Linked DNA regions of Homo sapiens: region 1 is linked to region 2. Evidence: read pairs that join two places in POLR2A ChIA-PET (ENCODE). Cell type or tissue: Panc1. All regions are shown on one strand. Each heading gives the region's core, and the rest is flanking DNA. Links, peaks and the distances in the headings are about the cores only.

What was found. Peaks named below come from ENCODE experiments on the same cell type or tissue, not always from the same donor. Only the 100,000 strongest peaks of a DNase experiment are listed, where the experiment ranks them.
Region 1: POLR2A ChIA-PET joins it to region 2 with 6 read pairs; 17 of 35 experiments call an interaction of 5 or more read pairs at or near these places.

Annotation. Positions count from the first base shown.
Region 1 is chr20:31,640,120-31,645,489 of GRCh38, reverse strand. COX4I2 (cytochrome c oxidase subunit 4I2) reads right to left here. Exons shown (of 5, transcript NM_032609.3): 4 at 1,955-2,086; 5 at 484-722. The coding sequence ends at 586. Among named protein-coding and RNA genes, the nearest start is that of COX4I2, 4.9 kb to the right of the region's middle. In Panc1, for the core only: no CTCF peak of the experiment used is centred there; no DNase peak of the experiment used is centred there.
Region 2 is chr20:31,583,802-31,589,171 of GRCh38, reverse strand. No RefSeq gene overlaps it. Among named protein-coding and RNA genes, the nearest start is that of HM13-AS1, 13 kb to the right of the region's middle. RefSeq lists enhancers at 1,463-1,964, 2,971-3,474, 3,475-3,977 and a silencer at 3,152-3,446. In Panc1, for the core only: no CTCF peak of the experiment used is centred there; no DNase peak of the experiment used is centred there; H3K4me3 peaks cover 1,532 bases; H3K27ac peaks cover 4,145 bases.

The sequences.
Region 1 (5,370 bases), core at 83-5,082, 56 kb before region 2:
CCACTGCACTCCAGCCTGGGCGACAGAGCGAGACTCCGTCTCAAAAAAAAAAAAAAAAAATACAAAAATTAGCTGGGTGTAAAAGTAGCCCAGCTAATTTTTTGTATTTTTAGTAGAGATGGGGCTTTCACCATGTTGGCCAGGCTGGTCTTGAACTCCTGACCTCAAGTGATCCGCCCTCCTTGGCCTCCCAAAGTGCTGGGGTTACAGGAGTGAGCCATCGCACCCGGCCAAGTATTTGTTAATTAGCTGAATAAAAGAGTGTTCTCACCTTTGATTAAGCCACTTGCTCCACCCCGAATGCCTTCCCTTCTTCTTGCCTTTCCTAATCCCACCTAAGCCTTGGCTGTAGCCCCCACTCCTCCAGGAAGCCCTCATTGACTAGATGAGTTCTGAGCCCTTCTTGCCCCTCACCTGTTAAAATGCCTAATTTTAGGTGCCAAGTAAAGTCTGAAGTGGTGGTGAGAGGCAGAAGAGAATAAATTTTTTTTTGGAGCTTTACTGGGGTTAAGGGCAGGGGAGGGGAGGGGCCGCCAGAGGCTCCCAGCCAGGGCGGAGCCTCAGGGAGACAGCTGGGGATGCAAGTCACTTCTTCCACTGCTTCTTCTCATAGTCCCAGCGGGAGGCCAGGCCCTGCACAGGATTCACCTTCATGTCCAGCATGCGCTGCAGCTGCTGGGCTTTCCGCTCGTCCGTCAAGGTGATCGGCTTTGGAGGAAATACTGCAGGGAGTACATGGGGTGGATCAGGATCCTGCCAGTCTTCCTACACCAGCCAGGGTCTCCAGCCACCCTGTAGCCTCCCAGCCACTCGCAAGGCTGACGGTACAAGATACTCCAGGGTTGAAGTATCTTGCACTGAGGAGCTCACTCCACCCTGTCTAGCCCCGCACCCCAGACTTTCTCCTAGAGCATCGTCCCAGGCACCTCTGGGTTCTGACCCCAGCTTTGCCTTAGACCCCAAGGACTGTGGGAGCTGGGCCAAGGTCCTTCACAACTCAGTCACCTCACCTACCTCTGTGGTCTGTGGTAATAAGATCACTGATTTGAAGACTGCCTGAATCCAAATCCTGGCTCTACCACTCCCTTGCCCTGCGACCTTCAACAAGTCACTTCATCTCTCTGAGCCTCAGTTTCCTTACCTGTCAAAAGAGGTCCTATCCACTAGGATTGTGGGGACTGAGTATTTCCAAAGCTGTTGGCACAATGTTAGACAAATATTAAGCACCTGATACATGTTACCTACTATAATTATATAATTACTGAGTTTGTTCCCACTTGCTGGGCAGGGTCCAGGATGAAATAATTCCTTTTACTTTCTAAGAGGGTTGAAAGTAGGAAGTAGGTAAGAGTGTTCACTTTAAAAATATGGGGACAGGCCACCGGGCACAGTGGCTCATGCCTGTAATCCCAGCACTTTGGGAGGACGAGGCAGGCGGATCACTTGAGGTCAGGAGTTTGAGACCAGCCTGGCCAACATGGCGAAACCCTGTCTCTACTAAAAATACAAAAATTAGCCGGGCGTGGTGGCACACTCTTGTAGTCCCAGCTACTCGGGAGGCTGAGGCAGGGGAATCATTTGAACTGGGGAGGCAGAAGTTCAGTATATATATACACTGAAAAACACACAGTTCATACACAACAATCAGTTACAACACCATTCATGACTATGAGCCAAACACTGGCCTACAGCCCTCTCTCATTAAAATCCTCTTAAGTACCCTGAGATGGAACATTACTATTCCCATTTTAGAGATGACGAAACTGAGGCCCAGAGAGGTAAAGTTCCTGCATTCAAACCTAGACAGCCATGCTCTGTCCTTCACCCTACACCTCTTCAGAAATTTTCAGCTCTTCAGATGAGTGCCAGCATGGTTCCTTTAAGAAACTGTCTGGTGGCCGTGACCACAAGGGCATGGCCCAGGACTGCAGCCAGATGAGGTGTTGCCACTCACCGTAGACCCGCTGCCACCAAATCACCAGAGCTGCGAATCCAATGAAGAAGAAGACACAACCCATCACTGTCTTCCACTCATTGGAGCGACGGTTCATCTCCGCAAAGGTCTCATTGAACTGGAGCCGGTACACTGGAGGCAGTTGGGTGTGGGGAAGGGGCCTCAGGTGCGTCCACTCTAAGTGATCCCGGCTTCCCCCTCCCTGCAGCAGATGCTGTTCATTCAGCAAATTCTTACTGAGCACGTACTATATGCACAGCATGACCAGGAACAGGTGACAGCAGTGAATGAGCCAGATGAAAATCCCTGCCCTTGTGGAGTTTAGAGGGGGAGACAATGGCAAATGCTTCAGGCAAACAGTTGGCTGGCCAGGGAAGGTGTCTCAGAGGAGGTGACATTGGAGCTGAGGTTTGAAAAATCAATGGGAGAAAGTTGGTGAAAACTGGAAGGAAGTGCAAAAACCCTGAAGCAGGAAGTGGGTAGGGAAAGTGTGAAGTGAGGACCACTGTAGCTGGAGTGAAATGAGCAAAAGAGAGAGAATTTAGCAAATGAGAGGCTGGCTCTCTCAAATGAGAGGCAGAGCCGGTTCACACAGGACCTTGTTAGAATCCATGGAGAAGAGTTTGGATTTCATTCTAACAGAATTAGGGAGGGGGCCAGGCTTGGTGGCTCATGCCTGTAATCCTAGAATTTTGGGAGACCAAGACGGGTGGATTGCTTCAGTCCAAGAGTTCAAGACCATCCTAGGCAATAAAGCGAGACCCTGTCTCTAGAAAAAATTTAAAAATTAGCCAGGTAAGTCCGGGCGCAGTGGCTCACGCCTGTAATCCCAGCACTTTGGGAGGCCGAGGTGGTGGATCACGAGGTCAGGAGATCGAGACCATCCTGGCTAACACAGTGAAACCCCGTCTCTACTAAAAATACAAAAATTAGCCAGGAGTGGTGGCGGGCACCTGTAGTCCCAGCTACTCGAGAGGCTGAGGCAGGAGAATGGCGTGAACCCGGGAGGCGGAGGTTGCAGTGAGCCGAGATCATGCCACTGCACTCCAGCCTAGGCGACAGAGCGAGACTCTGTCTCAAAAAAAAAAAAAAAAAAAAAAAAAATTACCCTACGTGTGTAATCCTTTCTCAGTACATTAAATAAATATGAAAATAAATATCTAAAGGAAAATCAAAGCTGGCAGCAGAATTCCTTGGGAAAAGGGAACTGTCTTAGGTTTTGGGAAGATACTTGGGTGGGCGGTTCAGGCTGAGACAATGAAATCAACCAGTGGAGGCCACTCAGTGTGGCTGTGGTAGAGCCATGCATAGACACAGGCCATGCACTCCAGTGCTGCCACGCCTGCCTGCCCTGGAAGAGGTCTGACAAGACTCAAGGCATTTGGCCTGGCATGATGGCTCATGCCTGTAATCCCAGTGCTTTGGGAGGCCGAGGCAGGAGAATTGCTTGAGCCCAGGAGTTCAAGACCAGCCTGAGCAACCATAGTGAGACTGCTCTGTCTCTACAGAAATATAAATAAATAAATAAATAGCCGGGCATGGTAGCTCACCCCTGTAATCCCAGCACTTTGGGAGGCTGAGGTGGGTGGATCATGAGATCAGGAGTTCGAGACCAGTCTGGCCAACATGGTGAAACCCTGTCTCTACAAAAAAAATACAAAAAAAAAAATAGCCAGGTGTGGTGGCGCCCGCCTGTAGTCCCAGCTACTCAGGAGGCCAAAGTGGGAGGATCGCTTGAGCCCAGGAGGCAGAGATTTCAGTGAGCCGAGATGGGGCCACTGCACTCCAGCCTGGGTGACAGAGACCCTGTCTCAAAGAAAAGGAAAAAAAAAAAGTTGTTTGAGCTGTGAGGTTACACTGAAACTCCCCAAGCATCCCACCAAACCTTCATTGTAGCTAATGTGGTGTAGCAGCTAAGGGTGAAACCCCTGGTGCCTGTCTATGTGGTTTCAAATCTTGCCTCCACCACTCTCTAGCTGTGCAACCACTGTAAGTGACTGCACGCCACTGAGCCTCAGTCTCTCAAATGTGAGCTAACGAGAGCAACCTAACGCCACAGCGGTGCCTGCTACATGTAAGCGTGCAGGACATATTAGGGATGGTGCTCATTATCATCTTGCTTGGGGAATGTCCATCATTTCTTTCTCTCTCTCTCTTTTTTTTTTTTTTTTTCAGACAGGGTCTCACTTTGTTACCCAGGCTGGAGTGCAATGCCGTAGCACAATCACAGCTCACTCTAGCCTCAGCTCCCCTGGGCTCAAGTGATCCTCCTGCCTCAGCCTCCCAAATAGCTGGGACGACAGGCATGTGCCACCATGCTCAGATAAAGAGTGTCAATTTCTCTTTTTTTTTTAAATTTTATTATTATTATACTTTAAGTTTTAGGGTACATGTGGTTTGTTACATATGTATACATGTGCCATGTTGGTGTGCTACACCCATTAACTCATCATTTAGAATTAGGTATATCTCCTAATGCTATTCCTCCCCTCTCCCCCCAAGAGTGTCAATTTCTGAAATGGATGAAGAAAAAACCAAGATGTGTGTGTGTGTGTGTGTGTGTGTGTGTGTGTGTGTGTGTAGAAAGAGAGAGAGAGAGAAGGGGTAAAGGTGCTGAGAGAGGGCTGGAAATGCAAGCTCACAGGCAGGAACGGAGCCTGGCTGGCTCACAGCTGCATTCCCAGTGCATGGTATTGTAGTAGGTGCCAAATAAGATGTTGACTGAATGAATGAATGTGAGAAGCATGAACCTTTCCCCACTAGGAATCCCTTGAAATCTTGGAGGTCAGGCTGAGTGTTCCCATTCATGGAATGAAAATAAGGTGCTCCAAATTTCAAAGGGTCAGCTCAGGGATGCTCTGGTGGACATGACAAGGGACCACACATCCCTCCAGCCTCCCAGGGTCAGAGGGCTCCTCCCCAACCGCCTCACCTGCCTCTCTCTGTCCCATCTCCCCCACATCACTCAATTCCAGGGCCCTCCACAGTCTCCTGCTCTGACACCCTTCCCCATGCAGTTCCCACTCCCTGGCAGTGCCCTCCTCTTCACCCTTAAAGGCCAGCTGGAATGTGCCCTCCTCTGGGAGGTCCACCAAGATTTCATCTCACAGTCCTTGAACACACCTCACCCTAGCCACATGTTCTGTATTACAATTATTGGAGTCTGTATTGGTTTTCCCCACGGGACCGGGGGCACCATGGGGGCAGGAACTATCCAGGTGATTCACCTCATGTCCCCAGCATTGCCTAGCATCAGGCTATGCACAAACAGGTGAGTGAATAAAGAAACGAACAAAGGCATGAACTTCACCCCTCAGGTGTTTGGAGGTTTCTGGCTGTCTTGGGGGCCTCTCTCTGCCCTCTGATCCCTGACAGGCCATTCTTTCCAAAGTCAGCCCCCAACCCACTCTCTCCAG
Region 2 (5,370 bases), core at 158-5,157:
GGCAGGAGGATCACTTGAGCCCAGGACTTCCAGACCAGCCTGGGCAATATAGTGAGACCTGTCTCTTCAAAACAAAAATTAGCTGCTCCTGGTGATGGGCACCTCTAGTCCCAGCTACTGTGGAGGCTGCAGTGGGCAGATCCCTTGAGCCCTGGAGTTCAAGGCTGCAGTGAGCTGTGATCACACCACTGCACCACTCCAGCCTGGGTGACAGAGTGAGGCTCTGTCTCAAACAAACAAAAAACACAAAAAGGCCGGGGGCGATGGCTCATGCCTGTAATCCCAGCTTTATGGGAGGCTGAGGCGGGCGGATCATGAGGTCAAGAGATTGAAACCATCCTGGACAACATGGTGAAACTCCGTCTCTACTAAAAATACAAAAATTAGCTGGGTGTGGTGGCATGCGCTTGTAGTCCCAGCTACTGGGGAGGACTACGGGGCAGGGGAATCGCCTGAACCCGGGAGGCAGAGGTTGCAGTGAGCCGAGATTGCGCCATTGCACTCTAGCCTGGGGACAGAGCGAGACTCTGTCTCAAAACAAAACAAAACAAAACAAAACAAAGCAAAACAAAACAAAAAACACAAAAAGACAGGAGCACTATCTGTAAAGGTTTGTTCTTTGGAGGAGGAGAAATAGGCGCAAATACAGCTGACAGTTGTCAGTCCTGGGTGGTGGGAATGTGGTATTAGGAACATAAATCGCTATATTTCTCGGTACTTTTTATATTTCACAAAATCAAGAGTTAAGCAGGCAATGAGGACAAGGGGTATTCCAGGCTGAGGGGCCAACGCAGTTGGGAGTTTCTATTTTCCCACGTCCACACCAGCATTTTATATTATCAGACGTTAGCATTTTTTGCAGGGTGACGTGACAGTTGTCTCCTGCACTTTGAAGGTTTGGGGCTTAGGATGGAGACGGCGCGTCAGTGAGCCCGAAGTGTTCGGTGCAGGAGGAAGAGCGGGTGTTGGGCGGCGGACAGCGGGGGCACGCGGGCCCTTCTGGGGAGAAGCAGGAGGGGCGGCGGCCGCTCTTGGACCCAGCAGCCCCGGGCAGCGACTTTGGGTCCAGCCGCGCGGGGAGAGGCCGTGCACCCCGACTTTGTTCGGGGGCGCACCCGCCTGAAAGACATTGCTGGGCGCCGGTCCCGCCCTTTGGGGACGCCTCGGCGCTGGACTCGCCGCGCCTGGCAGCCGCTCGCGGCAGATGGGCCGCCCCGGCTTCCCGCACTCGGCCCGTGGGAACCAGGCCCGGCGGGCGGGGGCGAGGGCGCCAGGAACCGCCCCAGGGGAGCGGCGCGCAGATGGGGCGGGGGCCGGTGAGGCGGCAGATGGGTGCGAGGCCGGCCTGCGGCCGCGCCACAAAAGCGAAGGGCAGATGTTCGCGGCCAGATGTTCCAGGAGCGGGGGGAGCCTGGGAAAAACCAGCTTGCCTTCCCTCCGCCCTTCCCCAGCGGCAGCTCTGGGCTGGCCGGGGGAAGGTGCGGCTGGCGTGGCCGCCGCCCGGCACCACTAGGACGGTGGGAGCTGAGGTCAGGGTCTAAGGACATCTCAGGTGAAGCTTGTACCTCTAGCCTCCTCCACCACACCAGCCGTCCCACCTTCTTGCTGGAGAGTACTAAAAATGACATCTCAGGAATCTGGTCTGAACCCCCCTGCCCTATGTGACCGCCTTCCCCCCACCCCTCTTCTTCTGCACCCCGCTGTCTGCCACACCACCATGAGCATAGTGGCAGCAGTGTTCGCTGATACTTATAAAGCTCTTACCAGCGCTTTAAAGCATTATCTTATTTAATTCTTACAGCCACTCTGTGCTGAAGGTCGTCTCTATTCTGATTTAAGCAGCCGAGACAGAATGAAAAAGTTAAAAAAAAAAAAAAAATCAATCCGCCGGGTGCGGTGGCTCACGCCTGTAATCCCAGCATTTTGGAAGGCCAAGGCGGGCGGATCACGAGCTCAGGAGTTCGACACCAGCCTGGCCAACACGGTAAAACCCCGTCACTACTAAAAATATAAAAAATAGCTGGGCGTAGGCCGGGCGCGGTGACTGACGCCTGTAATCCCAGCACTTTCGGAGGCCGATGCGGCCGGATCACGAGGTCAGGAGATCGAGACCATCCTGGCTAACACGGTGAAACACCGTCTCTATAAAAATACAAAAAATTAGCCGGGCGTGGTGGTGGCGGGCGCCTGTAGTCCCAGCTACCCGGGAAGCTGAGGCAGGAGAATGGCGTGAACCCGGGAGGCGGAGCTTGCAGTGAGAAGACATCACGCCATTGTACTCCAGCCTGGGCGACAGAGCGAGTCTCCGTCTCACAAAAAAAAAAAAAAAAAAAAAAGCTGGGCGTGGTGGCGGGCACCTGTAATCCCAGCTACTCTGGAGGCTGAGGCAGAAGAATCGTTTGAACCCGGAGGCTGAGGTTGCAGTGAGCCGAGATCTCGCCATTGCACTCCAGCCTGGGCGACAGGGTGAGACTCCGTCTCAAAAAAAAATCCCTTTCAGGTGAGGGACTATGAACAGGGAGCTCCTGAGTGATAAGTAACTTGTCCACGGTGGCAGCGAGTACCAGGCAGGGCTGGGGCTGGAGTCCAGGATTCTGGAAGCTGTGGAGCATCTCTTGCTTGCCAGGCTGTGGGCCAGCGCTGGCATATTACAGTGAGCAGAATATTGTTGTTGTACTAATCTATTATGACTGGTGTGAACCCAAAAGCATCTGAAACAGGTCTTAATCAATTTAGAAAGTTTATTTTGGCCTAGCACAGTGGCTCACACCTGTAATAGTAGCACTTTAGGAGGCCAAAGCAGATGGATTGCTTGGGCCTAGGAGTTTGAGACCAGCCTGGGCAACACAAGGAGACCCTGTCTCTACATTGAAAAAATAAAACAAACAAACAAACAAAAACGGCTGGGCTTGGTGGTTCACGCCTGTAATCCCAGCACTTTGGGAGATCGAGGCGGATGGATCACCTGGCGTCAGGAGTTTGAGACCAGCCTGGCCAACATGGTGAAACCCCATCTCTACTAAAAATACAAACATTAGCTGGGCATGGTGGTTCGCGCCTGTCATCCCAGCAACTTGGGAATCTGGGGCAGGAGAATCATTTGAACCCAGGAGGCGGAGGTTGCAGTGAGCCGAGATTGCACCACTGCACTCCAGCCTGGGCGACAGAGCAAGACTCCGTCTCAAAAAAAAAAAAAGAACTTTTGTTTTGCCGAGGTTAAGGATGTACCCATGACACAGCCTCAGGAGTGTGCCCAGGGTTGTAGAAGGGAATGTCTGGGTTACAATAAGTGGTTGTGGCGACCAAGGTTTTATTATGCAGATGAAACCTCCAGGTGGCAGGTTTAAGTAAGAATAGACTGTAAATGTTTCTTATCAGACTTAACGTCTGTGTTGATGTTAATGCTAGTCAGCTTTTCCTGAATTCCAAAAGGAAGGAGGGTGTAATGAGACAAGTTCGACGCTTCCCCCTCACCCGCTTCCATCATGGCCTAAACTCATTTTTCAAATTCATTTTGGAATGCTCTTGGCAGAGAGGAGGGGTCCGTTCAGATGGTTGGGGGCCCCTAGCATTTTATTTTTGGTTTTACGCTTGTATATAGTGAACAGAATCAACAGAAGTCTCAGTCTTGTGCGGTTTTTATTCTGTGGGGGACAACACAGTAAGTGCAATATCTGTGATCTCATCTGGTGATAAAAATTAGGCGCCAGGCGGGGTGGCTCACTCCTGTAATCCCAGCACTTTGGGAGGCCCAGGCGGGAGGATCACCTGAGGTTGGGAGTTCAAGACCAGCCTGGCCAACATGGTGAAACCCTGTCTCTACTAAATACAAAAATTAGCCGGGTGTGGTGGCAGGCGCCTGTAATCCAAGCTACTCAGGGCCTGAGGCAGGAGAATCGCTTGAACCCAGGAGGCAGAGGTAGCAGTGAGCTGAAATCACACCACTGCACTCCAGCCTGGGCAACAGAGCCAGACTCCGTCACAAAAAAAAAAAAAAAAAAAAAAAATTTAGCTACCTCTCCCATCCAGAAATGGGAGTCAAGGCTTCCGATTTCCCAGGCTCAATTTATCCTCCCGCCTCAGCTTCTTGAGGAACTGGGACTATAGGCTTGCACTATCACACCTGGCTAGTTTTTTGTTTTTTTTTGTTTTGTTTTGTTTTTTTGAGATGTTGTCTTGCTCTTTGCCCAGGCTGGAGTGCAGTAGCACAATCTAAGCTCACTGCAACCTCTGCCTCCTGGGTTCAACCGATTCTCTTGCTTCAGCCTCCCAAGTAGCTGGGATTACAGGTGTGCCTCACGACGTCTGGCTAATTTTGTATTTTTAGTAGAGATGGGGTTTCACCGTGTTGGCCAGGCTGGTCTCGAACTCCTGACCTCAAGTGATCCACCCACCTCAGTCTCCCAAAGTGCTAGGATTACAGGTGTGAGCCACCACGCCTGGCCAATATTTGTATTTTTTTGTAGAAACGGAGTTTCACTATGTTGCCCAGGCTGGTCTTGGACTTCTGGCCTCAAGAGGTCCTCCTTCCTTGGCCTCCCAAAGCGTTGGAATTACATGTGTGAGCCACCACACCTAGCCTGCAATTTTCTATTCTCATGTGACCACCTATTAGTATTCATGTCTCATCACCATCAGTGTTTTTTGTTGTTTTTAACTGACCCTGTATGGAAACACCACTTGTGTCTGAAGTGGAGCATGGTGGCATGCTCCTGTAGCTCCAGCTACTTTGGAGGCTGAGGCCAAGGATCACTTGAGCCCAGGAGTTCTAGGCCAGCCTAGACCCAGTTTCTTAAAAAAACAAACAAACAAACAAAATTACATATGTATTTGCTTGTATCTCACTAGGAAACTGATGACTGTGGCTGCCTCCAATAGGGAAGAAGGGAGACATCCGTTGTTTTTCAGCGTTGTATCAGGAACATGTATTAGGTAATACATGTTCAAAAATGAAATGAAATTAAAATATAAAGGGGAGAGGTCTGGATCCAGAAAAGATTAAAAAAAGCCCTATGGCCCTGGGGTTTTTACCCACTCTGAGATTGTGTAGTTTGGAGACATCTGTGAACAACAAGTGGGCAAAACTCACCTGGACCCATGATTAATTAGGTCTAATAGTTGCTCAGTCATAGCCACCTGGAAGTGGGATGGGAGTGCAGTGGGGGAGGGATATGGGAAGTGGGGACCTTGGAGGTAGTGATTGCCTTATCATTGTACTGGATGCTCAGAAACAGGAGCATTTCTAGAATTTACCTTTTTTTTTTTGAAATGCAGTCTCGCACTGTCGCCCGGGCTGGAGTACAGTGGCACAATCTTGGCACACTGCAACCTCCACCTCCCGGGTTCAAGCGATTCTTCTGCCTCAGCCTC